6 separate regions of the Homo sapiens genome follow, and regions 1, 2, 3, 5 and 6 are each linked to region 4. A link is a contact called in ENCODE Hi-C or POLR2A ChIA-PET data. All regions are on one chromosome and are shown on one strand. The core of a region is the stretch at or near the end of the contact, and the rest is flanking DNA. Distances in the headings are between cores, read along the strand shown. Region 1 overlaps TRAM2 (translocation associated membrane protein 2). Region 2 has its middle 39 kb from the start of GSTA2. Region 3 has its middle 13 kb from the start of ELOVL5. Region 4 holds the start of GSTA4 (glutathione S-transferase alpha 4). Region 5 overlaps EFHC1 (EF-hand domain containing 1). Region 6 overlaps LOC124901330 (a long non-coding RNA gene).

The links. Hi-C counts contacts between places; a loop is a spot of excess contacts on that map. ChIA-PET counts read pairs that join two places held with the same protein, here RNA polymerase II (POLR2A). Pooled maps may share reads with other maps.
Region 1: a map of gastrocnemius medialis shows a loop between it and region 4 (4-fold over the local background). The contact joins the enhancer-like site here to the promoter of GSTA4 in region 4. A Hi-C loop is called at or near these places in 5 of 168 maps with a recorded cell type or tissue (aorta, ascending aorta, endothelial cell of umbilical vein and 2 more) and 11 of 50 pooled maps.
Region 2: a loop to region 4 is called in a map of PC-9, with 16 times the contacts of the local background. The contact joins the enhancer-like site here to the promoter of GSTA4 in region 4. A Hi-C loop is called at or near these places in 9 of 168 maps with a recorded cell type or tissue (Caco-2, Calu3, HCT116 and 6 more), 2 of 37 single-sample maps with no recorded cell type and 13 of 50 pooled maps. POLR2A ChIA-PET finds 5 or more read pairs at or near these places in 3 of 52 experiments (Caco-2, HepG2 and activated CD4-positive, alpha-beta T cell).
Region 3: a map of naive thymus-derived CD4-positive, alpha-beta T cell shows a loop between it and region 4 (6-fold over the local background). The contact joins the enhancer-like site here to the promoter of GSTA4 in region 4. A Hi-C loop is called at or near these places in 5 of 168 maps with a recorded cell type or tissue (CD4-positive, alpha-beta T cell, Right ventricle myocardium inferior, gastrocnemius medialis and 2 more), 4 of 37 single-sample maps with no recorded cell type and 28 of 50 pooled maps. POLR2A ChIA-PET finds 5 or more read pairs at or near these places in 1 of 52 experiments (OCI-LY7).
Region 5: a map of B cell shows a loop between it and region 4 (4-fold over the local background). The contact joins the enhancer-like site here to the promoter of GSTA4 in region 4. A Hi-C loop is called at or near these places in 3 of 168 maps with a recorded cell type or tissue (B cell, ascending aorta and tibial artery), 10 of 37 single-sample maps with no recorded cell type and 12 of 50 pooled maps. POLR2A ChIA-PET finds 5 or more read pairs at or near these places in 1 of 52 experiments (OCI-LY7).
Region 6: a map of ascending aorta shows a loop between it and region 4 (4-fold over the local background). The contact joins the enhancer-like site here to the promoter of GSTA4 in region 4. A Hi-C loop is called at or near these places in 2 of 168 maps with a recorded cell type or tissue (ascending aorta and heart left ventricle), 1 of 37 single-sample maps with no recorded cell type and 8 of 50 pooled maps. POLR2A ChIA-PET finds 5 or more read pairs at or near these places in 1 of 52 experiments (HepG2).

What each region holds. Positions count from the first base shown.
Region 1 is chr6:52,512,884-52,516,263 of GRCh38, forward strand. It overlaps TRAM2 (translocation associated membrane protein 2), which reads right to left. Exons shown (of 11, transcript NM_012288.4): 4 at 3,123-3,239. Among named protein-coding and RNA genes, the nearest start is that of TRAM2, 62 kb to the right of the region's middle. Within about 2 kb of position 1,793, at least 9 of the 41 ENCODE cell types and tissues checked have a DNase peak (open chromatin) inside an H3K27ac peak, as active enhancers do; they include ascending aorta, where a contact is called at or near this core.
Region 2 is chr6:52,722,799-52,725,993 of GRCh38, forward strand. No RefSeq gene overlaps it. Among named protein-coding and RNA genes, the nearest start is that of GSTA2, 39 kb to the right of the region's middle. RefSeq lists a silencer at 1,808-1,857. Within about 2 kb of position 1,818, at least 17 of the 41 ENCODE cell types and tissues checked have a DNase peak (open chromatin) inside an H3K27ac peak, as active enhancers do; they include PC-3, PC-9, ascending aorta and 1 more, where a contact is called at or near this core.
Region 3 is chr6:53,360,212-53,363,667 of GRCh38, forward strand. No RefSeq gene overlaps it. Among named protein-coding and RNA genes, the nearest start is that of ELOVL5, 13 kb to the left of the region's middle. RefSeq lists an enhancer at 1-168. Within about 2 kb of position 1,465, at least 13 of the 41 ENCODE cell types and tissues checked have a DNase peak (open chromatin) inside an H3K27ac peak, as active enhancers do; they include CD4-positive, alpha-beta T cell and OCI-LY7, where a contact is called at or near this core.
Region 4 is chr6:52,993,982-52,997,541 of GRCh38, forward strand. GSTA4 (glutathione S-transferase alpha 4) reads right to left here and starts at 1,303. Exons shown (of 7, transcript NM_001512.4): 1 at 1,268-1,303; 2 at 176-280. The coding sequence starts at 262. It overlaps RN7SK (RNA component of 7SK nuclear ribonucleoprotein), which reads left to right and starts at 1,639; the gene lies at 1,639-1,970. RefSeq lists silencers at 1,224-1,455, 1,787-1,876 and an enhancer at 1,407-1,626.
Region 5 is chr6:52,496,360-52,499,823 of GRCh38, forward strand. It overlaps EFHC1 (EF-hand domain containing 1), which reads left to right. Exons shown (of 11, transcript NM_018100.4): 11 at 1-839. It overlaps TRAM2 (translocation associated membrane protein 2), which reads right to left. Exons shown (of 11, transcript NM_012288.4): 11 at 1,049-3,464. Among named protein-coding and RNA genes, the nearest start is that of EFHC1, 78 kb to the left of the region's middle. RefSeq lists a silencer at 1,455-1,656 and an enhancer at 2,740-2,789. Within about 2 kb of position 1,437, at least 12 of the 41 ENCODE cell types and tissues checked have a DNase peak (open chromatin) inside an H3K27ac peak, as active enhancers do; they include B cell, OCI-LY7 and ascending aorta, where a contact is called at or near this core.
Region 6 is chr6:52,596,869-52,600,293 of GRCh38, forward strand. It overlaps LOC124901330 (a long non-coding RNA gene), which reads left to right. Exons shown (of 2, transcript XR_007059610.1): 2 at 1-3,425. Among named protein-coding and RNA genes, the nearest start is that of TRAM2-AS1, 21 kb to the left of the region's middle. Within about 2 kb of position 1,528, at least 10 of the 41 ENCODE cell types and tissues checked have a DNase peak (open chromatin) inside an H3K27ac peak, as active enhancers do; they include ascending aorta and heart left ventricle, where a contact is called at or near this core.

The DNA of each region.
Region 1 (3,380 bases), core at 543-3,042, 480 kb before region 4:
CGGTCCTGGTACAAGCACCAGCATTAAGGACATTCCCTCTACTTGGTTCTAAAATCTACGGTGGATTTTAGGTTCTAAAAGATGAAGCCAAATATAGCAAGGAAGTCAGACAGGGAAGACCAAACGCCCACCCATCCTGCTTTCTCCAGTGGAGTGTTTTTTTTCTTTTTCCCTCAACAATGAGTAGTCGATCAAAGGTAGATTAAAAGTTGGAGGCTGACATTCCTATAAAATTATTGGCGGTCCAGCCACACTCCCACTGCTCTGCCTCTATATATGCAGAGAGAAATGTTTCAATCAAACACCAGAATAATACTGGTATTTCTGGTGGGAGGAATTTGCTTTTTTGAACTTCTCTATATTGTTCACTTTTTAAAAAATGATCATTTATGATATTTATTAAAACAACCAATTCATTACTTTAAAAATGTTGAAGGCTGGAGAGAGAAGATGCATTTGCAGTTTATTCACTCATTCTCATAGCCAACATTTAGTGGGCACTTAGTATGTGCCAGGCACCATACCAGGGATACAGCAGTGAGCACCGTGCCTGCTAGCAGGCAGCTCAGAATCTAGTGGGAGAAACAGAGAATACAGAATACACAATCAAGAGAAGCACCAGCAACAGGCACAGTGCAGAAAATGCAAATTGGTGGGGGGTTCTCTGAGGAGATGGTATTTAGGCAGAGACTTGGATGGCAAGAAGGAGTTGGCCATGGGATGGCAGGGGATGGAGCCCTTGAGCAGAGAAATCACCAGTACAAAGCCCAGGATGCAGAACAGCCAGGCCAAAAGTGGGGGTGTGGCCAGTGAGATGAGACCAGCAAGATTAGCAGGGCCCAGATCACATGAATGGGGAGGAAAAAACGATTTCACTGCAAGTGTGATGGGACTTTTAAGCACGGGAATGTATGGTTTTATTTCTGTTTTAAAAGATCCATCTGGCTGAGCAGAAAATGGATTGGGGTGGGAGGGTACAAGAGTGGAAACAGTCTCCTTCTAGAAAAAAGATATTTAGTGTCTAGGCAAGAGATGATGGTGGCTTGGACTATACAGATCGAGGTTTCTCAATCTTGGCACTATGGCCAGATAGTTCTTTGTTGTGGAGGCTGTCCTGTGCATTAAACGCCATATCGTAGCATCCCTGGCCTCCACCCACTAGATACCAGTAGCATATTGCCAAATGTCCCCTACAGGCCCAAATCTCCCCTGGTCAAAGGTCACTAGACTAGGGTTGGTGGTGCAGGCAGAAAGCAGCAGACAGTCTCAATGTGTTTGGGAGGCAGAGCTGGCAGGACCTGCCGATGAAATGACTGTGGAGAGTGAGAGAAAGAAGAGTCATGAAAAAATTTGCATCATAACAGAAAAATATTATTTTTTTAAAAAAACAAGCTGTTTTTATGCCTTTTACAGAACTACATCTCTTCTTCTTCAATCACTTTCCTTCCAGGAAGCACAGTTCCAACGGAGGAGGGCAAGGAGTCAAATGTTGTTAGGAAGAGTTGGCGGGGGTCGGGGGTCACTGGAGCTTTCCGTGGTCCCCTGGTCTCTGTGCCTATTGAATATGTTGAGTGGGGAACTGGCTCTTCCCAGAATAAAAAACTGTTATGTGCCTCCCCAAGAAAAGCCTATGTGCTCTCAAACTAATTAGCATCATGTTCAAATCCTTGAAGAACTGAGAGAGGCAAAGACAGAGCTGTTGAGCATTTCACACCCTGGAAGGCGTGTTAAGCAACTTGGCTCTAGCCTCCAAATCTGGTCGCCACGTGTCACAGCTGGGGTGGAATGTTTGGGGGTGAAGTTGAAAGGGTAAAAGTGATTCAGAGATGAGGCAATCCTCCTGAACGGCGTCTTTGGTATCTTGAGGCTGTTCTGCTTCAAAGCAGCTTAGGCCTCCGGGGGTGGGCATGAACTGAACGTCAAGGGACTGGGTGTGGTCTGAAACCTGGAAGTCTAGGGACTTGTGTGCATGGCACAACAGCAGGGATGCACTGTTCACACAGTGTCAATCTGCCCCTGGGACTGTGACAGCCTTGCCTGAGAGGACAGAAGTCTTGGGCCCCCCATTTAAAATTCCTAGTATTCTGCTTAGGAAAGCTGCTCTATGATGAAATGATAATAGGAATAAAAACAATGTACAAAAGGACACGTTGACTCTGGCTTTGAGAATAGGAATTCAACATTCAACTCTGGAGACAGAGTTCCTTGTGATGGGAGCGCCCATCACTGTCACTGAAAGAAGAGGAAGAAAGTGAGGGATCTGTGGAAGGCCGGGAAGGAAATCTTAAAGAGGTCACAGGGTTGCTGAATTTTCCAAGACCCAGGCATGGATTTCTCAGGGGGCCAGGTTACAGGAAGGTAGAGCTCCAGGTGGTGGTGGGTACTAACTCAATACTTCCTAGCAGGACAGGCAAGGTCTTGTTACAGGAAACTCCAAAGGACCATCCACATTCCTTTCTATGAGGGAATTTTGCTGTATCAAAGGCTGCTTGAAATAAGAGTCTGTTTACATAGAAAGGAGGGGAAAATTGTCTGGTCCTGCAGGCATTTGTTGAAACGGCATTGACTCTCACAGGATTTGATGAGCTGACAGAGTGAGGCTGGCCTCGTTTATAGAAGGCCAAGGTAGTAAAACAGAGAGTAAGCTGGGCTTGGAACTCTATCTCCAAGTCCAAACTATCCTTTGCTGTTTCAAAACCACAGAACCACAGGCATACTGCAAAATTTGAGCTTGGAACTCTTCAATCTGTAACATGGGTATCAGAATGAACATCAAATGTATCTTATGGGACAGTGTTTGTAGAAGAGCCTTGTAAAACAATACAGTATTATGTAGATACATGGTATCATTACTGCAGTATTGCATAATGATTATAACAAGTGGTGACTGTTGGCCAAGATGACTCTCTCCAGCTATAAAATGGCATCTCTCTGTAATACCATGAGGATGCAAACATAGCTTCAGTTCTAAGAAGCTAAGAAGGTTCTAAGAAACTTGTTCCCCTTAACAGAAAAAGAAAAAGAGCAAGGGGTCCTTTGCAGTCATTTGATTAGCAATCCCAGAGCTGGAATTGCCCCTTGGTTTGAGCTCTCCCGCTTCAGCAGTCCTGAGAATGGCTCACCGTCACCACCACGTAGAAGCACCAAATCACCGAGGTGAAATGAAAGACGACCAGCTGTCCAGATTCATTGAACTTGCTGTGTTTGACTTTGGAGAGATGAAGCCGTTTGCTGATTTTCTAAAGAATAAAGAAAACCCCTCATATTAATATACAAATGTATCCATATTGGGCAGGTTTCAAACTCTTGTATTCTCCCCACAGAAGGGTTGAACATCGTTAGAAGTTTGCAGCTGGCCATAATCCAAGTCATTTGGTGTA
Region 2 (3,195 bases), core at 568-3,067, 270 kb before region 4:
AGGAAAAAAAAAAAAGAATTTAAAATTCAAGACTTTGAGAGAGGAAGTAGAGCTAGAATGCAGACTACTCAAGTTTTGGACGTGAAAAGAAAGAAGGAAATAGCAAAAGGGAAAACTAGCCAAGGATAAAGAACTTTAAAAATTTGTTGTGGAGTGTTTCTTGGTTTCTTCTGAGGAGTGTGGGTGCATGGCTAAGAAGGTTAGGACAGTGGAGGCCTGGGCCTGTTTCTAAGCAGAAGGAAGCCTTCCAAAGGACAGAGGCAGCTGAAGAGACCAGCTGGAGAGCAGAAGGATTGTACAGCTTGCTTATGTACATAATAGATTTGTGATTGTTTATTTGCATCTATTGGTTTTATTACTGTATTAGGGGATATAATTGATACTTTAAAATATATGTGTATTTTATATAATGTATTATATGCAATATATTATATATATATGAAATATTGAGACCAGCCTGGCCAACATGGCAAAACCCCATCTCTACTAAAAATACAAAAAATTAGCTGGGCGTGGTGGTGGGCGCCTGTAATCCCAGCTACTTGGGAGGCTGAGGCAGGAGAATCACTTGAACCTGGGAGAAGGAGGTTGCAGTGAGCTGAGATCAGGCCACTGCACTCCAGTCTGGGCGACAAGAGCGAGACACTGTCTCAAAAAAAAAACAAAGTGTACAGAGTTAAGTGTACAACTGGATAAGTTTTTCAGTTTTGTTTTTGTTTTTGAGACGAGACTCGCTCTGTTGCCTCCAGGCTGGAATGCAGTGGTGTGACCTCAGCTCACTACAACCTCCACCTCCTGAGTCCAAGTGATTCTCATGCCTCAGCCTCCCAAGTAGCTGGGACTACAGGAGTGTGCCACCACACCCAGCTAATTTTTGTATTTTTAGTAGAAATGGGGTTTTACCATGTTGGCCAGGCTGGTCTTGAACTCCTGGCCTCAAGTGATCCGTCTGCTTTGGCTTCCCAAAGTGCTAGGATTACAGGAGTGAGCCACCACACCCAGCCTCAATTGGATAAGTTTTAACACACATATACACCTATGAGACTATCATCATAATCATGATACTGAACTTATTCACATCCTCATGCCCTTTGGAAATCCCTTTCTTCTGCCTGGCCCCATACCACTCATCTGCTTTTTGTCACAATGAGTTAGTTTGCATTTTCTAGAAGTTTATATAATTAGAAGCATACAGCAGGTATTTTGTTTGTTTGGTGTCTTTCACACAGCACAATTATTTCAAAATTCATCTGTGCTTTTTTATGTATTCATTCCTTTTTTTATTGCAAAGTAGTTGAATTCTTTTCCTGTGGCCACTCTAACAAATTACCACAAACTAGGTGGCTTAGACAGCAGAAATTATTCTTGCACATGTCTAGAGGCTAGAAGTCCAGAATCCAGAGGTCAGCAAAGCTGGTTCTTTCTGGAAGCTCTAAGGGAGAATCTGTTCCCAGCCTCTCTCTTGGTTTCTGGTGGCTGCCAGCAATCTTTGGTGTTTCTTGGCTTGTAGCTGCATCGTTAGATTCTGCGTCATAGAAATGGACAGTGGAAAAGGAAATACAGAGAGACTCATGGATTAAGGTGAAGAGGATGAGGGAATAAGAAAGACAAAATGGAATAAATTGGAAGGGGTTAAAAGGAAGTGAGGAGAACTTTGCACCTCTGCCTTTCAGTCAGCATTTTTTAGTTGTTCTTTTGGCAATTTACTCCAACTTGGATTTAAAATTTATGAGAAAAAAAGTCTCTGTTCCAGCAAAGGGATTGCCCAACCTACTGTGTCAGTCTAACGCTGACTCCATGACTGAGCACCAGATGGCGCACTGCCCAGAGCCAAGGGACCTCCCTGGTGGCTGTAAAGAGTTCAGTGCACAGACTCAGCCACTCTTAGGTGACTTTCCACAATTGCAAATGAAACTGAGCTCAGCCTACTCAACCTTCCCTTCCTCTTTTAGATCACTGAGAAAGTCTACTGTCCCAACCATATGCCCTTTTTCGGAGCAAAATTTCTCAAAACGGCTGCCGGTAGCTGCTGTCTCCTCTACCTCACGTCCCATTTTCTCCTCAACCCACTCCAGTCAGGCTTGTGTCCCCATCTTCTCTCCTCGGGTCAGCAGTAGCCTCCGTGGTACCAAATTCAATGTCCACTCTTCCATCCTCTTGCCGGACTGTTGGCCTCATGATGCCACACTTTCTTGGACTTCCTTCTACTTCACTGACCCCTCCTCTTCAGACGCCTTCGCTGGCTCCACCCAGCCTTCTCTTCTCCAACTGCTATCTCCCCCGAGGCGATGTCCTCAGCCCTTCTCTATCATCAGAGGTGTAACTTCCAATACTAGGTCATAAAAGACATTGTAGTTTCCCTCTTGCTTACATACTCCAGGGGAAGTTAGCTGCCATGTCCTGAGGACACTCAAGCAGTCCTACACAGAAGCAGGCATGCCAAAGAAGTGAGATGTATTGCCAACTTTCAGAGAGGAACTGAGGCCTCTGCCAACAGCCATGTGAGTGAGCCATCATGGAAACAGATCCCAGTCAAGCCCTCAGCTGACACAGCCTGTTAGTGACTTGATTGCAGCGTCCTGAGAAATGCTGATTCAGAACCACCCGGCTAAGCTGCTCCCAGATTCCTGACCTTCAGAAATTGTGTGAGATAATAAATATTTATTGCTTTAAGTCCCTAAACTTCGGGGTGAGTTGGTATATAACAATTGATAACTAATACACCCATGCTGGCCTCATCTTTCAATACTTCCTCGCCTTGCTCCCACAACACTAGTGTACCTAAAACACACCCAACTTGTTCCTGACCAACACCCTGTCTCATTGTTCCCTCTGACTAAGACCCTCGCTCACTGGATCTTCTGGTTCCTGTCATTCAGGACTTAGTCTTTCCTGGCATTCTCTGTGCCTAAAACAATTCAGGGAACAAAGTAGGTGCTCTATAAACTTTTATTGAATAGAACTATGAATAAAATACTTTAAACAGTATTTATTGGAACCATAATCCTTGAGAAGATTTTGTCAATTTCTGAGGTTAAAGTCTAATTTTTCTGCTAGGTATACTTAGCTGCCCTGTTGACTTAGAATGTTGCAACTGTATTCAAAGTTTCAAAGGACAAATATATTGAAACAGCTGCTGTGTGCAGAGGGAAGGTGAGTAAAGATTGGAGAAAGGTAGGAGGCAAGGCAGAGCAA
Region 3 (3,456 bases), core at 215-2,714, 370 kb after region 4:
GGGAAGAAAAGAAGAGGAAACCTAGTGGCTTTTCTGTTGACGCCAAAGGTTACTCCCTCTGCCTCACCATAAAAAAAAAAAAAAAAAAAAAAAAAAACAAACCCCAAAAAAACAAAAAACAAGAAAAAGCACAGAAAGCAGTTTGGCTTGCTTGTAAAGTCTTGGTAGATATTTCTGCTTATCATTTAATCCTTTTAACAAGTCTGTAGGAATAGATGGGTATTACCACCAGTTGTAGATGTTGAAACAGGCTGAGATTCATCTGGCCAAGGTCATACATAGTTTGTAAGTGACAAAGTGTGGGCCTCTCACCGGTAGACGGTCGTGACTGCAATTGTCCAGGTTCTTGACATTTTGAACAAAGAATTGAACAAAAGGCCCAGCAAAGCAAAGAAAGAATGAAGCAACGAAAGAACGAAAGCAGGGATTTATTGAAAACGAAAGTACACTCCACAGTGTAGGAGCTACCAGGGCAGAGGCTCAAGGACCTGGATACAGAATCTGCCTGGGTTCAAATACCCTCTAGAGGTTTGTTTCCCTTTGGCCACTTCATGCTCACCTCATGTAAATGAAGTGGTAGCCCGCAATCAGTCTGATTGGTTGTAGACAACCATTCAGAGGCTGGAGTGAAATTACAAAGTTGCAAAGGAAGACTGGACCCGCAATCGGTCTGATTTGTTGCTAACTCCCAATTTTCCAACTGCCTGGCAGAAAATGTCAAGGGGAGTAGCCTCTGATCCTCTTGTTACTTCGGGGTGGAAAGTTAGGGTTTTCTTTTCTTTTCTTTCTTTTTTTTTTTTTTTTTTTTTTGGACGAAAGTCTTGGTCTGTCACCCAAGCTGGAGTGCAGTGGTACAATCCCAGCTCACTGCAACCTCCGCCTCCCAGGTTCCAGTGATTCTCCTGCCTCAGCCTCCCGAGCAGCTGGGACTACAGGCGCGCGCCACCACTCCATGCTAATTTTTGTATTTTCAGTAGAGACGGGGTTTCACTATGTTGGCCAGGATGGTCTCAAACTCCTGCCCTCGTGATGCACCCGCCTTGGCCTCCCAAAGTGCTGGGATTACAGGCGTGATCCACTGCGCCCCGCCTCCTAATTTAGTTCTAGGAAGTTGGTGTGAAACAGCTTTAGGTTCCCTGCCTCCAGATCCTATTCTCCTGCCTCAGGCCCTTTCCATACTTCTCTCCCTTACATCATGAAATTTCAATCCACAATAAATGGAAGGTGAAAAGGAATCTGATGATTTTGGAGTCCTTAGCTAAAAACTGCATCTAGCCGAGTACTAGCACCTCTTGGAGATGAGTTGTGTTTTTTGAGAACTCTGTTAAGTACATAGTTTTCATGCCAGTATTATGAAAGGTAGAAGGAGAGTTCCTTGAGATTCTGAAGTGCCAGGTCACGTGAGTTGATGACTTTTGTAACCCTGGGCTGACCTGAAACAAAACAAGACCTCTTTCGGTTGCTAGGTATTGCCTGCAAGGATGCTGGAGGGCTGCCCAGGTCTTGTTCAGGGACTTCAGTCTTTGTGGCAAGCAGAGTACAGAGCCGTTGGATTAAAGACTGAGTTAATTAGGTCACAGGATGCTCTTTGATGGGGGGAAAGCAGCAAACTATGATGGGACTTTTAGCGCAATCTGGTTTAACAGATTAGCCAAGTGTATCTGCTCCATGCTGTAGGCACACAACAATGACTGAGAAATCTTTTCTGCCCACAGGAAAAGGTTACAGTTGGGGTAGGGTGCATCAGTGAGTCAAGTCTATGAATAACTAGTAAAGGAAGGCAGCACATAAAGTAACAATGCAAGTAAATACAAAGCAAGAATTATGGTGTATGCAATGAGTTTTGGCAGAGCAATTGAGGTCAAAATTAAAAGCAAAGAAAGGAGATCCCTTTAGGTTGCAAGTTGAGAATTTAGAACTTTTCTGCATCAAGCTGCCAGAGTGGCCTTTAAAAAGAAATGCCAATCCCAAATCCTTAAACAACCTTTAATAGCTTTCCCATTGCACTTGGTACAAAATCCCAAATCATCGCTATGGCCGAAAGACCTGCCTGAGGTGGGTCCTTGCTTACCTGCCCAGCCTCACTGGCACCACTCTCTACACTTGCACCATACTGTTCCTCTCTGTGAGTTTCTCTCATCTAGGCCTTTTACGCGTGCTGTTCCCTCTGCCCACTTTACCACCCTGCCCCACTTTTGTACCCCTTTATCCAGTTCATCTGTCCCTCCCATCTTGCCTTCAAATTACTTCCTCTTGTGTCCGCAATTGGTGGGTTCTTGGTCTCCCTGACTTCAAGAATGAAGCCGCGGACCCTCAAGGTGAGTGTTAGAGTTCTTAAAGATGCCGTGTCTGGAGTTTGTGCCTTCAGATGTTCAGATGCATCTGGAGTTTCTTCCTTCTGGTGGGTTCGTGGTCTCGCTGACTTCAGGAGTGAAGCTGCAGACCTTCCCAGTGAGTGTTACAGCTCTTAAAGGCCTCACGTCCGGAGTTGTTCGTCCCATCTGGTGGGTTCGTGTTCTCGCTGGCTTCAGGAGTGAAGCTGCAGACCTTCGCGGTAAGTGTTACCGCTCATAAAGGCTGCTCAGACCCAAAGACTGAGCAGCTCCAAGATGTATCCCGAAGAGCGAAAGAACAAAGCTTCCACAGCCTGGAAGGGGACCTATCTGACCCCACACACATCTTGCTGATTGGTCCATTTTACAGAGAGCTGATTGGCCCATTTTGACAGGGTGCTGATTGGTGCATTTAGGAACCTTGAGCTAGACACAGAAGTTCTCCAAGTCCCCATTAGATTAGCTAGACACAGAGCACTGATTAGTGCATTTACAAACCTAATTTAGCAAGACATAGAGTGCTGATTGGTGCGCTTACAATCCCTGAGCTAGACACAGAGTGCTGATTGGTGCATTTGCAATTCTCTAGCTAGACATAAAAGTTCTCCAAGTCCCCACCAGATTAGCTAGATACAGAGTGCTGATTGGTGCATTTACAATCCTCTAGCTAGACATAAAAGTTCTCCAAGTCCCCACCAGATTAGCTAGACACAGAGTGCTGATTGGTGCATCCACAAACCCCGGAACTAGACACAGAGTGCTGACTGGCACATACAGAATCCTCCAGCTAGACATAAAAGTTCTCCAAGTCTCTACCCGACTCAGGAACCCAGCTGGCTTCCCCAGTGGATCCTGTGCCAGGGCCACGGGCAGAGCTGCCTGCCGGTCCTTTGCGGGGCGCCTGCACTCCTCAGCCCTTGGGCGGTCGATGGGACCGGGTACCACGGAGCAAGGGGCAGCGCTCATCAGGGAGGCTAAGGCCCAGTGGGAGCCCACCAGGCGGGCGGGGGGGCGTGGCTCCGCCATGGCGGGCTGCAGGTCCCCAACCCTGCCCCATGGGGAGGTGGCTGAGGCCTGGTGAGAATTCGAGCGTGGTGCCGGCGGGCCGGCAGTGCTGGGGGAC
Region 4 (3,560 bases), core at 53-2,552:
ACTACGTTCTAATTATAAAGAAAAATCCCTTCAGGGATGGTATCTGACTCAGTGAAGCGTGCCTGTGATTTTGGTGGACGAGAACTAGAACTGAACGGTGCTTCAAAACGTATTTTTCTTTCAAAGGTCTCAAAAGCTGTATGACAAATCCGTGAAGAAACAGCATATAAGGTACCTCGACTCCGGCGGCAGCTAAAACCCATCTCACGGACTCCATCCGGCCTCTTCCGTTGGGATAGTGGAGCTTGGGCCTTGCTGCCATGATAGCTTTTCAGGCTTTCTGAAATACAAATGCAGCAGCTCGTCGCAGACCAACAGTCCCAATTTCGCGTCTTCAACCCAGTGCTCAGGGGCGAAATGAATATTCAGGATTTTGGCACGGGAAACTGTTCTTTATTTTTGTTGCTGCATTTTCCCTCACTCAAGAAAAAAAAACCACCATTTTAAAACATGGAGAAAAAAACCTTGGCTTTTATATGATTTCTATTTATGACTTCTTATCCTGGATCTTGGGAAGCTGGGGCCATTTGTTGTAAAAACATATGTGCTAGCAGTACGGGATTTCACAAATTCAGAATATTATATATTTTGACCTCGAGAATCTCAGATTTTCCAAATTCAGCTGGGGGATAGGGGGTGGCAGGCGTTGAAGAGGGTAGCGAAGGAAAATCGCACAGCCACTGGAAGCTCTTCAAGTATTCATGCTTTTACATACATCATCATATTTTATTATCACGGCAACTGGAAGGTGAACAGGCCGAGTACTACTACTGTCTGCAAAATGTGCGTCCACCGTCACGCATGCGGTGGCTGCGCCCCCCGGGTCCCGCGTGTCCACCACCCCTACAGGGAGATGAGCCCCCGGCCTTGTAAAACGAGCCGGGGGCCAGGGCTTGGCCATCTGAGATCGCACTCTCCCATGCTCGTCTTCCCCGCTCAGCCCATGCAGGGGCGTAGCGGCAGCCCAGCCAGGCCCGGGGACGATCCGAGCCCACCTTCCACCAATGCATTCAGACTCCGCAGAAGGGGTTTAAAAAAAAATACGCACACTGAGCCAAGAAGGACCCCAGCTCCAGCCAAGGGGCCCACCTCTGCCCAGACTGGATGGAGCAGGAGGACAAAGGACAAGAGGAAGAAAAGACAAGAGAAGGACTGAACTGGGGGAGTGAGGGAAGAATGCGAGAGTGAGACTCAGAGAGTAAAGGGGAGGGAAAAAAAAGAAGAGAGAAAGGGCGAGGAAGGGGGCGACCGCAGGAGGGAGACAGACCTGGAGTCCACTCGGAGGCCTGGAGCCGCACAAAGCGCCAGGTCAGCGGTCCCGGCTGGGTGAGACCAGCAGGCGGCTCTAGCGCGCGGGAGCTGGGCGAGGCTCCGGGACGACCTCACCAATGGAGACTGCAGTATTTAGCATGCCCCACCCATCTGCAAGGCATTCTGGATAGTGTCAAAACAGCCGGAAATCAAGTCCGTTTATCTCAAACTTTAGCATTTTGGGAATAAATGATATTTGCTATGCTGGTTAAATTAGATTTTAGTTAAATTTCCTGCTGAAGCTCTAGTACGATAAGCAACTTGACCTAAGTGTAAAGTTGAGACTTCCTTCAGGTTTATATAGCTTGTGCGCCGCTTGGGTACCTCGGATGTGAGGGCGATCTGGCTGCGACATCTGTCACCCCATTGATCGCCAGGGTTGATTCGGCTGATCTGGCTGGCTAGGCGGGTGTCCCCTTCCTCCCTCACCGCTCCATGTGCGTCCCTCCCGAAGCTGCGCGCTCGGTCGAAGAGGACGACCATCCCCGATAGAGGAGGACCGGTCTTCGGTCAAGGGTATACGAGTAGCTGCGCTCCCCTGCTAGAACCTCCAAACAAGCTCTCAAGGTCCATTTGTAGGAGAACGTAGGGTAGTCAAGCTTCCAAGACTCCAGACACATCCAAATGAGGCGCTGCATGTGGCAGTCTGCCTTTCTTTTGACCCATTACCCATCTAAGTTAGATGCTTTTTTAAATGTTTTTTAATTTTTAAATTTTTAATTTTTTTCATTATTTATTTTTTATTTTTGAGACGGATCTCGGCTCACTGTAACCTCCACCTCCCGGGTTCAAGCGATTCTCCTGACTCAGCCTCCCGAGTAGCTGGGATTACAGGCGCGCGCCACCATGCCCGGCTAATTTTTCTATTTTTAGTAAAGACGGGGTTTCGCCATGTTGACCAGGGTGGTCTTGAACTCCTGACGTCAGGTGATCCTCCTGCCTCGTGCTGGGATTGCAGGCGTGAGCCACCGCTCCCGGCCCTTAGATGCTTTTTAATCAGCAAGTACGCAATGCTTTCCTGACAGGAATGTCAAGTCCGTCAGGAAATCCACATAAGGGTGTTAAGCAGGCAAAGTACCACATACAGATTAAAATCAAAAGCACTGTCAACGCTTATTTAATTTATACAGTAGACCCTAACTTTTCTAATTTTGTGTATACATATATATACATGTATACATGTATACAAACATACATATTTTCTTCTTTCTTTCTTCATCTCAGTGGGACATCTTGAGATTTCTCTTCATTTTGTACATTTTAGAGACAAGTGCTCTATAGTCACGGTCTCAAGTCAGCACCTGTTTGGAAGGGGGTCTTTGGAGTTGGGGGTGGTGCTAAAAGAATAATTTGGCTGGCAAGTTAGTTAAAACATTAAAAATATATTAAAACTATCAGGGCTATATTATGGAACAATTGCAAAATTCACATGGATTTCAAAGTTTGAAATATATGCCTTCGAAAATAAATTTTGTTTTTAGAGGCAGCTTCTGCTATTTCTCAGGCTATAGATGTTGTTATTTTCTTCACCCACGGGGGCGCTCGAGAGTACCTTGCTTGACAAGCCTGGGTGCTGAACAATTGCAGCCGCTAACATGATCAGATTTTATTTTCAATAGGTTTCTCTGGCCAAAGTGAGGCGAATGAATTGGGGTAGTAGGGGTAGAGAAAGAAACCTCTTGTGTCTGTGTAAATTAAAGTAGCACCATGAGTTTGAAGAATATGAGTAAGAAAAGGTGAAATACTAAGGAGGTAGGTGGTAAAGCAATTGCTAATCAGATCAAAGGGAAGGGAGGAGGAAGAAAAGTCTAGAATGATGCCCTGTCCAACACACACACACACACACACACACACACACACACACACACACACACACACACACACTTCTTGTCTTTTTTTTAATAACATGTATTGTCATCTAACAGGACTTTTTTATTTATTTGTCTGTAGATTCCTAGAATGTAAATTCCACGAGATCGAGGATTTTTGCGCTTTTGGTTTTCCTTTTGTACATCCTGGTTAGTATAGAGTAGGTATTCAGAGAACACTTGTTGAATGAATGAATGAGCAATGCTTTGGTTTCTAGTTCCATAAAGAGCGGAGAAGGAAGACAAAGTTTGGGGAAAATGGGTTGACTTGTCTTTTGTTGCTATGAACCATCCAGCTGGAAATACCCACTAGACAGTTGAAAAAGCCATTGAGGGCTGGGCGCAGTGGCTCACGCCTGTAATCCCAGCACTTTGAGAGGC
Region 5 (3,464 bases), core at 187-2,686, 500 kb before region 4:
GGCTGTGAGTTAGCCACTACTCAGAAACCTGGGCCTGTACCTTGTCTGCACCATCAGGGGGCCTTGAAAATACCATCCAATTAAGGTGTATCAAATCCATATCTATAGGCTTTGAGGGTATTTGGGACACATAGGTAGAGAAGACGTCTCTAAATGTTGTCCAGAGAATCCACTTGGTTAAGTGACTCCTGAGTATCCTGCTGGCACATAAGTTCATTTTAAAAAGCCAATATGAGTGCTTTATATGTACCATGAACTTAGCATTCAGTATCTCTAAATCTCTCACCATGACTCCCCACAAAACATGAAACCCTTTTGACACAGATGCACAAAAAGACTCGGAAGGGTTAACTGCTTGAGTTCACCTAGCTTCTCATGGCAGAGCAGGACCCAACTCTACAATGAAGCTTGCCATGCATCAGAACCACTCACCTTCACCTCAAGCAAACATTTCCTCTTTCTCACACCCCATGGGTGTCCTTGACTAACTGCCACCTGTAACTGCACTCATCTTTTGAGATCTTTTTCCAAAGAAAGATGGTTCTGGTAAACACAGCAAGCAGCTACAGCCAACAGCAGCCATGTAAGTGACACCAGCAATCCCCACTATTACTAATACTTGGATGTCTTCTAGTCAGCACCAACATATTTGTTGGCCTTTACACAAACGAAACCCCATTTCCTCCAAGCTAAATAACATCATAGTATAGTAGGCATCAAGGATGATGTGCTTGTTTCTGGAGCTTCCTACCCACAAACCCCATGTTAAGAAAACCTCTTTTCCACTTTACTATTAAAGAGTCAAATAAAAATGATGCTTATTGCTATCCAGCACTTGACATAACTGACTCTCCATCCTTAATTCCCTAATTCATATCACAATGGACAAATACGGGTCAAAATATATAAGAAATGACTAATATAGTGAAAAATAATAGACATGAGGGCTAAAATTCATTGCAAACTCCTTTAAGCAAACGTAAACATCCACGTTAAAAGCATCACTGTATAAAAGCACGTCAAGGAAATAATTATGAGACAATTCTGATAATTTTCTGCCTTTTATTGTTATTTCAGAAAATATTTGATCATTTGTTCCAAAATGTACATTTAAAAAATCCATACAAAACTGTAATTTGTTTTAAAACCAGACAGAAACAGTGGAAAAATGATTTTGAAAAAAAGTTCACCAAAAGCAAAAAGACACCCCTCCCCCCAACCCTTTTTTACATGAAAGCATAAATACGGCAGGTACAAATTTTCCTTGAGTTCCTTGTTGAAATTTGGTCCATATGAACAGGCTAGAGTAGAAAACAGACACTTTGTCCACATTTGCATTATCAGTTGCTCAGGGCACCAGCAGCCTTAGTTCATCCTTCAGATGTTTTTTTAAACAGAGGAACCGAAAAATGAGGTTTACAGTCTCATCACATGAACACTCAAATCTGTACCCAAGGAAACAGCGGTATTATATTTACTGTCACAGCTAGACCCTATCAGGTGAACAGGGCTCTCCACCTGCGGCTGTTGCTTCGCAAAATATCCTTCCTCTCCACGTGAACAAGTAGCTCTAGAGTGCTTTTAGGCAGAGTGACGGTGATGTCATGGGCACCACGCCAATCTTATTCCTGGACAATGACTTAAGCCCCATCGTGAGAATGGTTTTTTCCTCTTCAACACATTTTTTAAAAATAGACCTCTAAGATGATGCTACATGTTCTAAAAGAGTGCCACAGAAACCCACCCAGGATCACAAGAATGACAACAAAAGGAAAGTGGCTATTTCTTGTGTAAGGGATGACGACTCCCCCTCCCATGGGTCCCATTTCTCCCCCAGTTGCAGGTGTTTTAAGGGACAGAAAGGCTGTGGAAAGGACCACTGGCTGGGAGAGTTATTGCACAACCCGGAAGAGTGAGAAAAACGTGGGCGGGCAAGGGGTAGGGGAGAGGGTTGCTGCGACTAAAACAAGGTAACACTGAATTAGGAGCTCGAACAGTTCTGCAACAGTCAGACATGTATGTGTTTATGTGTTAGCACTTGGAGACTGGGAAGTAAAAGTAAACACCTTTATCATATAAACTTTGGGCTGAATGGGAAGCAAAATAGACCAAAAGAGGTTACGGCAAGTGGGCCTTTTAAAAAAAATCTGGGGGTGGGGAAAATAACGGAGAAGGAGTTTGCTATGTGGGGCCAGAGGAGAGTTTTCGAAGTGGGGGCTGGAAGCTCTGGGCTTCTCTTAATAGGTATGCTTGTGGTTGGGCCACCTCACAGACTTCCACAGCCACCCAGCTGGGCCAGAAGAGAACTGACACAAGGGAGAAACCAAAAACAAAACAGAACACACCACAGACCCTAATCCTGGGCAGCGGGGTTAGAAACAAATGGGGTGAAACTGTCACAATCCGTGTCCCTTTTATATATAACTATACTGAGGTATGGTGTCCTTGGCTGCCGTCGAGCCCTGGCAACTGGGGGCTGGCCACGGAGTACAAGTTGAAAACCACACAGCAAAGTAAGGCACTTATTCTCACACACAGGCGCACGCACGCAATCTGCTTGGGACAAAAAGTCTACAGGGGTTGCCAAGCACGAAAGGCTACATGGAGACTGCAAATCCCAATGCTCGTCTTTATAGCTCTGCCACTCCAGGGAACTCCATAAAAGAATGAGGCAGCTTTCACTGGGGAGAACTGGTCTTCAGCCTTTGCAAGGTGGAGCTAACACTCATGTGAGTAGTGGGGTAGAGTGAGAAGTTGGTAAAGTCTTCCTCACTGGGACAACCTTGAGCTGGAGAGAGATCCTATTTAGGTTTTCCAGTCATCTGACAATGACCTAATCCTCCAATAATCCTGAAAATCCTCTCCTGAGAAAAGGAACCATAAGCTCGGAAGGCAGAGTGAGGGAGGAAGAGCACTCCATTGTCTTGACTCAAAAGCTTTCAGCACTCCCTCTGTTAGAGGAGAGAGCTTAGAACATCAAGAATTGAAGTTTGTGCACTTGTGCCATAGGCCCTTAAGCAAAAGAATTAGTTATGTGCAGACTTCCCTACCTCTCACACCAGGCCTAGAAAAACCAACTAGGAAGGCTGAAGCATACAAAGGAAACCCAAGCGAAGGCCTTTTCTAGGCACAAGGGGGTCGGCAACCCACTTCCAATTAAAGCATCCATGGAAGATAAGAATTTTGTTGTGGAATCCTGGGAGGAGATGCACTCTTTCACCCAACCTCTTATTAGCTGCTTAGAAAAAAGAAGGGGTACTGACAAAGGAGGTCCCAAAAGAGACCCCAGAAGCACACACCCACCCCAAGCTTCAGGGGTTCTTAGGGTCCCAGGGTTTCCGGTCAAGAGAAGGATCTGTGAACGTGGCCAGGGCAGAGGTGTCTATTGGGGTTTCTTAAATGTTGGGAAGTTATGCCTTGGGACATGAACAGACAAGTTTCTCAGCAACCATTTCGGTCTGGTG
Region 6 (3,425 bases), core at 278-2,777, 400 kb before region 4:
TCAGGAAAATCTAAAGATGTTCCCCATTCCATGCCTTGCCAGGAAAGGTTAAGGATCCCAGCTGAAGACCAAACACGAAGAAACTTGGATGACTAGTAACAATCTCATGTTTGTATAATGCTTCCCACTCCCAAAGCACTTTCATAATCATTATGCCATTTGATTTTTCATAATAAGATCAGGAACGCAGGCTCTAGGGCCAGACTGGCTGGGTTGGAATCCTAGCTCCATCTGTTGCTAGCTGCTTGACCTTGGGCACATCGTCCCTCTGCCTCAGTTTCCTTATCTGCAAAACAGGGACATGAGGGGATTCAATGAATTTAACATGAAAAACATTTACAATGATGCCTACCACAAAGTTATCATTTGATAAATGTTAGTTAAAACAGGAACAAAAGTCCAGATAGTGTTATCTAGATTTTATAGCTGAAGAAACTGAGGCTCACAGGTTATCACAAGACTAATTCACAGCAGATCCAGAACTGAAACCCAGGCCTTCTGGGTTACAACACTGACTTGTTAGGTTATCTGGAATAATCTAAATGGACTTGTCTATTTTTATGTGATAATAATAATAACAATAATAACAATAACACTACCTTTTACTGAGTACTCACTAAGTGTTTTACATACTATGTCTCATTTAATCCTCATAAGAATCTATGAGGCACGTGTTGTTATCCCCATTTTAAAAAGGGACAAACTGAGGACTAAACATTGAGAAAGCAAACCTGGATCACCCAGCTAGTGACAGGGAAGGCCAGATTCTGAATGCAGGTCTCTGCAAACCCAGGACCTGCGTTTTCAACCACTTACATTCCATAACCTCTGGATAGAAAAAGACCACCATGGTTACTGCTTTATAAACATTTGGGGGTTTCTGGGACAAATTGGGTGATTTTTGTAAGTTCCCCAAGGTCAGAAAGAGCCCTTCTTATCCATCTTTCATCCTTCTCCTGTGCATCAGGTACTGGACCTCCATAGGTGTCCCAGAGGCTCCCATGGAAGGATTTGCAAATCAGGTTCCAAGAGCTTAAAAAGCCAGGCTTAGTAGTGGAGAGGCACCAGATGAACTCTTGATAGCCCAGGCAAGAACTGGGCACCAGCAGCATTACTTGATGGTGTCAAAGAGGTAGAGGACCAAATGCCAGGATGCAGAGGGAGCCATGGTGCCTGGACACAGAGACTTTGCCACAGCTATCAAGTTTGCAAAATGAAAACAAAGGGAGAGATTAATGAGACTCCACCTAGAAGCAGCCACTCCTGGACAGGCTGCCCTTCCTAGATGGCTTCAGATGGCTGCCAGGGAACATCTGCCTGGTTAAGATTTCAAGTGAAGACCTAATCGAAGCAGCCCTTTGGCAGGCTTTGCACTGGCCGGCCTGACTCTGACATACGCTCCGATGCCCACACATGGTTGTGGCTGGCAGCTCAGACAGACACGACTGTTTTGGCTTCTGTCATTTCTTTTTCTTCCTCCAGGCGCTCAAGTTCTTGATCCCAGCTCGCCTGATTAGGGGTCGTCATCAGTCCGCGCACCCTGCCTGTACTTCCTGGGGCCCCCTGGTGGATGATCAAAGGATAAAGGGATAGTTGGAGGCAGGAAAGAGAGAGTTGGGGATGATAGTGCAGTGGACTGTGTGGATCTTTCCCCATAGGCTTCTAAGAAGTCTTTTGTGAATATCTCTCTCGTCCCCCACTGGGTGAATGATTTACTATGACTAAAGGGGCCACACACACAACAGCTCTCACCCTGGAATGGACTTTGAGAGGGAAGCAAAAGGAAGCATTGCCTTCTTTCCTGGACTTCCCTTTGGAGCACCCCACAACTCTCAGGGGATTTAGAAGGTAACACATTTAGAGCTTTCCCAAAAGAATGTGCAGCTGTGGCTTGAGCAAAAGGTGTTTACTCCCACGGAGGTGGGATTTTTATTGCTAGTTTCAACATCAAGTAGGTGTGAAAGTTATATACAAATCCTGACAATCAATACCACCTGAGAAAGGCGAGAAAGAGGGCTGCATGGGCCAATGCTTCACAAACTTAAGGTGCACAGCTTGGAAGCATTGAATTGTGGGGGGTGGGGATCTTGTAAAGTGAAGATTCTGAATGAGTAGGTGTGGGGTATGGCCCACAGTCTGTGTTTCCAACATGCTTCTGCCACAGGAAGACTGCTCTGGACTAAGAAATAGTCCTGTGCATTTCTTAGCACCAACGCTCACCTCCCCCCACCAAAAACATGAAATAAAACAAAACAGGGACATTGCATTTCCTGGAAGTGTCTTACATGACACCAATTAAAACTATCTTTTTTTCTTGCTCATAAATATATTCTTTTTCCTTTTTTTTGAGACGGAGTCTCTCTTTTTTGCCCAGGCTGGAGTGCAGTGGTGTGATCTCAGCTCACTGCAACCTCCGCCTTCCAGGTTCAAGCAATTCTCCTGCCTCAGCCTCCTGAGTAGCTGGGATTACAGGAGTGTGCCACCACACTCGGCTAATTTTTTGTATTTTTAGTAGAGATGGGGTTTCACTATGTTGGCCAGACTGGTCTTGAACTCTTGACCTCAAGTGATCCACCTGCCTCGGCCTCCCAAAGTGCTAAGATTATAGGCGTGAGCCACTGTGTCTAGCCTAGAAATGTATTCTTTTTTTTTTTTTTGAGATGGAGTTTCGCTCTGTCGCCCTGGCTGGAGTGCAGTGGTGCCATCTCGGCTCACTGCAACCTCTGCCTCCTGGGTTCAAGTGATTCTCCTGCCTCAGCCTCCCGAGTAGCTGGGACTACAGGCGTGCACCACTACACCCAGCTAATTTTTGTATTTTTAGTAGAGATGGGGTTTCTCCCAGCTAATTTTTGTATTTTTAGTAAAGATGGAGTTTCACCATGTTGGTTGGCCAGGATGGTCTCGATCTCTTGACCTCGTGATCCACCCGCCTCAGCCTCCCAAAGTGCTGGGATTACAGACATGAGCCACCGCGCCCAGCCAAAACTTATTCTAAAAGGTTTGACTGATGTACATAAAAATCACTGGAAAACATAGTTATAGGTAAATTTTATTATTTCTTTGTGTTTTTCTACATTTCCCAAACTTTCTACAAATGAACCTATATTGTTTTTATTTTTCTCGAAGGCTAAGTTTGAAACATCTTGTGTTGTTTCAAGACCTTTCTTTTCCCCCGGTGCTAGCTAGACCAGAATGGATTGTTTAACATCTCAGGGCAGATGTCTGAACCTTTGCAGGTGTTGGGAGACTCAGAATCTTCTGGTGTTGAGGAGACCAAGCTTGGTCAGGTCGGGACCATGTTGAATCACTGTTTAACACTGAAGGAAGGCCAGGGAAGGCCTGTGAGGGACACGCAGTCTCTGCCTCCTGAGGTCATGCTGATCGCTTGCTGGCCCAAGTCTAATTTATTTTAGTTTCTATGTCTG